2 separate regions of the Mus musculus genome follow, and region 2 is linked to region 1. The links are chromatin contacts, found by Hi-C or POLR2A ChIA-PET in ENCODE. All regions are on one chromosome and are shown on one strand. Each heading gives the region's core, a stretch centred on a gene start or an enhancer-like site at or near the end of the contact. The rest is flanking DNA. Distances are from core to core; before and after follow the strand shown. Region 1 holds the start of Lncpint (long non-protein coding RNA, Trp53 induced transcript). Region 2 has its middle 8.4 kb from the start of Gm13846.

Region 1 (2,664 bases), core at 73-2,572:
AATTAGAGGGAGACCTAATGCATTCATAAGTGATGGAGAGAGACGGATAATCAAGGCCAGGCCGGAATGTTGGTCCTCTCCCATCCCACTCCTCAGTTACTGAGTTAGTGTTTTCTTATCCTTTTTCCACAATTCTGCCAACCCCGTTTTCCTTATAAAGACGGAAAAGTGTGAACCAACAGAAAAATAGCAATTTAATCATAGATTTTACTTATAGGATGTTTTTCCATGGTACATAAAAATGTAGAGACAGAGAATTGCGATTCGAAGTAGACCCCCCCCCCCACACACCTTGCACACACATACATTGCAAGTCATTAAGACTAAGGACTTCAAACTTAGTTTCCATACATCACTAGACACGAATAAGCCTTTAAACGCTAATACTTAAGTTAAATGCTAGCAGTGGGGACAGAATTGGTGGTTTGGAATATCAGGAAAATGCACGTTTGCGCTCTGTCCACACACACGCATATATATGTATATATAATTTCTAGTGTGTAGCATGCACAGTATGATTAAGGGATAAGCATGTTTCCCTGATCATCTTATTTCCAACCAAGCACGCATTTTATGGCAGTCATCTTGTCACCATTTGGAAGAATGTGGTCAGAAAAGTAGTGCCCAAACTGCCACTTTGGTTTTGTCTGTACCTTACAGGTCATGGCTTCATACCTCACTTCCTGACACAAACAAGTTTTTACTGTTGTCAGCAACAAAGCCCTAATATAGCCGCGGAAGAGAAAAACTGCCTTGCATTTTGCCTCTTGAGAGCATCATCAACAGTTACCGGAGGAATGTAATTCCAGAAAGCTCCGAAACTGGTAGTGATGGTAATTATGGACCAAATGCCCGGTTCTGGTTGTTATTTTCTGGGCATTTCTGTTCTACCAACGATCTGCGAGTGAGCTCACTGAGAGGGCAAATCTGGCTTTTCTTTTTGACTTTGTAAAATTTAATCAGGCCTGATAGGGAACTCACAGCTCTTGGGGGAAAATAAAGTAGGAACCACGAAATGTCATTTTAACAGAGCGTGGGCTTGGTGACTGCAGGAAAGGATTTAAGGACGCTCCTGTTCCGCTTGCTGTGTAATGAGCACTGGCTCCACGCACGCACCGACGCCATAGCTCCCGGATGCAGTGGCTCCCTTATCTGGGCTTTCGCAGCGCCACAAGCCCCTTCGGGATGCTTCGAGGGGCTCCTGGTGGGTGGTGGTACAAATGCTGCCGCCGCCGCCGCCGGCGGTCCTGCTGCTGTTGTTGCTGCTGCAGTCACGTGGGAGCCCCTTTAAGTTTCCATAGAGAGGCCTCTCCGGTGTCACATGATGGACATGATATAATGAAACAACATTGTGGAGAGGAAAGCATTAGGGGAGCCCACGGCTACAAAACAAGTGAGAAGAGGTGGGAGAAAGAGAAACTACGCCACCTCCTCTGCAGCCGAGCGCACGCAGCAGCCTGGCGTGACAAGTGGGCGACGCCAGGGACAGAGAGTGGGGGTCCTCCGCCCGCTCCGGGGACCCTGTCGCCCACCGTGGTGCGCTGAGCAACTTTTAGCCGGCAGCCCCGCACCTGTCTCAGAGTCCCCATCGCTCCCCACCAACCATCATGGGAAAATTCTAGAAGAATACGCTCTCGGAATCTACGTGCGCATCATTTTCCTCCTCACTCCAGAGGAAGGAACCAGAAAAGAGAGCAAAGCGGTGTAGTGTTCAGCCTCAAGGTAAGTTCTTTAGGGTGGGGAAAACGGGTCCAGCAGGACTTGGGGACAGGATTTGGTGCTCAACTCCCACCTTGGGGGTGGAAAAAGCGTCCCCGCACTCTCGGTGAGGCAGATGGGTTGGCGCGTCATCTGTGCTATTTTCCCGGTGGACTCTCTTGACGTCCACCCTCGCAGTCCCCGGGGCCCCCTTACGGTCCCCCACAAGGGGCCTGAGGCAGCGGGCCAGGATGCTCGGCGGGTGAGCGAAGGAAGGTAGGGTTGCTGCGTGAAACGGGCATGTCGGAGCTATTTCGCCATGTTTGTGTTGCTAAGAGCACTTTTTTTTCCCCTTTGCGGTGGCTTGATGCCACATGGCTCCTCCGGAGCTGCTGCCGGGTTGAGAGCGAGTGGTTTTTTTTTTTTTTTTCAATGTCCGCATTCCAGCTAATGTTGCGCAGATAAAATTCAAACTTGAGGTAAACAGACGAAGAGGAGGAGGAGGAGGGGAGGGACCGGCGGGGGGGGGTTGGGGGGGGGGAGGGAGGACTGTTTCCATTTCGAGATCCCACCTCTTCACTCAGAGGAGACCAACATCCCGAACCTAGAGGCAACTCATGCATGGCTCCCACGCCCCCCCACCTCGGCCGTCAACAAGAAGTAAGGGCTGGGGGCGAGCGGTTGGGAGGGACGCGACGTTTTGGTTCTAGGGGGAAGGTGGGGGGAGAGGCAGCCCCTGGGAAGCCGGAGCTTTGACTTCGGCTATTATTTTGGCGGAGGGAAGCAGGATGCGTCCTCTTGCTCTGGAGATGGGGGGTTGTATGTCCCCCCTCTCTATCACTACCTAATCGTGTTGCCTCACTCCCCCCCACCACAGGTTGCCCCCACAGGCGGGATGGGTGGGGCTTTGAGGTTCCAGAAGGCAGGTTACCTAGCAGGTGTGTAGGGTGGGCATTTGGATTTGGT
Region 2 (2,664 bases), core at 55-2,554, 420 kb before region 1:
CATCTTGTAATGGCGAATGTGAGGGCGGCTCCCACAGCTCGGTAGTCAGGAACAATTACTACTCTTACAGAGGACCTAGGTTCAGATTCTAGCACTCATACATGGCTCACGGCTATTTTTCTTTTCTATTTGTTTTTTATTGTATTTATTTAGTGTATGAGTGTTCTGCTGCACATACACCTGCAGGCCAGAAGAGGACATCAGATACCACTGTAGATGGTTGTGAGCCACCATGCAATTGCTGGGAATTGAACACTGGACCTCTGGAAGAGCAACCACTGCTCTTAACAGCAGACCCATTTCACCAGCCCCTCACAACTAGTTTTAACTCCATCTCCAGGGGACCCAGTGCCCTTTGCTCTCTACAGATACCAGGCCCACACATGTCATATATGCATACATGCAGACAAAAAAAGCTCATATACATAAAAAAATTAATTTAATTTTTAAAAAAGTTGGAGGCTGGCAAGATAGTTAAGTGGGTAAATGTGCTTGCCACCAATCCTGATGACCTGAGTTTGGTCCCCAGGATCTACCCACATAGCAGGAGAACCAACCTCCCCCACATTATCCTCTGACCTCCACACAGTTGTTTGATCCCACTCCAGAGTCTAAACTGATTGGGTTAGGGTTCAGTCTAGGCTGGGGACCCCAAAGCCTTCACTGCACAGGCAAGAGGACCTCACTGTGAGAAGTTTTGAATACCCTTCAATTTCTTCCTTCCCAAAGACCCTTGAGTTTCTTGCTTGCAGAGTTTATTTCCCCAGCTTTAAATTTTTTATTACATTTATTTATGTGGGGGAGGAAAACAGGGTTGTGTGGAGGTCAAAGGACAACTGGCAAGAGTCGGCTCTCCACCATGTTGAGTCCCAGCGATTGAAGTCAGACCATGGGGCTTGGCGCCAAGTGCCTTTACCCACTGAACCACCCTGCTGGGCCCACTTTCCCAGGCACCACCTCAGTTCTGGGAAGAGCAGGCTGCCATCCAAGTACAGCATGACATCTACGTGCGGTTACAGCTCTGCAGCACACGGCTCTGCTTCGAAACAAAGGGAGAGGACGTTGGGAAGCAACCTTCCCTACCCCCAGCCAGGCACAGACTCAGCCAGGCAGAGGGGTTGGGGGCGGGGCTGCAGTGCAGCTGGGTGGTGGCGATCCCTACCGCCCCAGTCCTCATTTCCTGATCAGCTCAGAAAGCATTTCCATGTTGGCCCAAAGTTTCTGTTTCCTGTCCCCTCCCACACTATTTTTAGGCCCAGCAGGCATTTCCTGTGTTGGCCTGTCCCACCCACCTCGGGTCTGTCCTGGCTTCTCCTATCAGGATGCCTGCAGGGTGGGCCTGACACACGTGATTCCCCTCGTAGGGACCCTGGTGTCCCTGGAAACAGGTTGGTACCCAGCAGGTGGCCCGCAGCTGCCAACTCCCACTTGGTGCCACCCACCCAACGCAAGACTTGCTGTTTCAGAGTCGGCCCTTCCCTTAGGCCTGAGACTCTCCTATCTCTGTGTAGCCATCAAGATACACAGGTGCTGCAGGGACTCCCCAAGAATGGGCAGTGGCACTTCAGGCCTGAAGGTTGGCTTTTATCCTCTGATATCCTAGTCTTGTTGCCATAGTATGGGGAGAACCTGTCAACCTGTGGGTCGTGTCCCTTTTGACAACTATCCCTGAAAATATTTACCTTATTATTCATGACAGTTATGAAGTAGCAATGAAAAATAATTTAATCGTTTCGGGGGAGGGGATCATCACAACATGAAGAGCTGTATTAAAGGATGGCAGCATTAGGAAAGTTGAGAATCACTGAGAGTTCAGGGACTTCCCAGCCTAGACCTAGTCCTTTTACCCTGAGTTGCTCCCCATGCAGCTTCGAGTTTTTAAATACCTCCTGTGCCTAGAATAACAAGGCTCTGTTTACCCAGGCTGAGGTAGACAGGAGAGGACCTTAAAGCTCAGAAACAAGGAGGCTTGAGATTCATCCATCCATCCATCCATCCATCCATCCATCCCAGCCCATCTGACTGCGTGAAAGGATCCACACCACAGATCTCAGTTCTGGGTTCTTCATGACTGCCCTCCTAAAGAGTCTGTATAGACAGCTGACTTTCTTGCTTTCTCCCTCCTCAGGAAAGTATCACACCACAGATACGCTGCATCCATGCCCACTGCATAGATATAAATGTAAAAAGAATAAGATGTTTCCACATCTTCAAGAACTAATTGCAGGGACTGGAGAGAGAGATGACTCAGTGGTTAAGAGCATTGGCTGCTTTTCCGGAGGACTTGGGTTCAATTCCTAGCACCCACATGGCAATTCATAACAATCTGTAAGTCCAGTCCCAGGGGATACAATGCCCTTTTCTGGCCTTCATGGGTACTGCTTGCATGTCTGGCATGGACATGCATGCAGGCAAAACACTCATACACATTTAAAAAATTGTTTTTTTATGTTACACATTAAAAAAATAGTTTTAAAGAACCTTTTGCAGGAGGCAGGGGCAGAAGTAGGTAGATCTCTGTGAACTTGAGGTCAGATTGGTCTAGATAGCAAGTTCCAGGCTATACAGGGCTACACAGAGAGAATCTTTAAAAAAAAAAAATTAGGCTGAGGGTGGTATCATAGACAAGCAATCCATGCAATCCTAGCACTTAGAGACTGAGGA

The links. A loop is a pair of places that touch in the nucleus more often than their neighbours do. ChIA-PET counts read pairs that join two places held with the same protein, here RNA polymerase II (POLR2A).
Region 2: a map of heart shows a loop between it and region 1 (2.8-fold over the local background). The contact joins the enhancer-like site here to the promoter of Lncpint in region 1. A Hi-C loop is called at or near these places in 1 of 37 maps with a recorded cell type or tissue (heart). POLR2A ChIA-PET finds 5 or more read pairs at or near these places in 1 of 5 experiments (embryonic stem cell).

The regions. Positions count from the first base shown.
Region 1 is chr6:31,217,132-31,219,795 of GRCm38, reverse strand. It overlaps Lncpint (long non-protein coding RNA, Trp53 induced transcript), which reads left to right and starts at 1,322. Exons shown (of 4, transcript NR_110471.1): 1 at 1,322-1,722.
Region 2 is chr6:31,641,236-31,643,899 of GRCm38, reverse strand. No RefSeq gene overlaps it. Among named protein-coding and RNA genes, the nearest start is that of Gm13846, 8.4 kb to the left of the region's middle. Within about 2 kb of position 1,304, at least 1 of the 3 ENCODE cell types and tissues checked has a DNase peak (open chromatin) inside an H3K27ac peak, as active enhancers do; it is heart, where a contact is called at or near this core.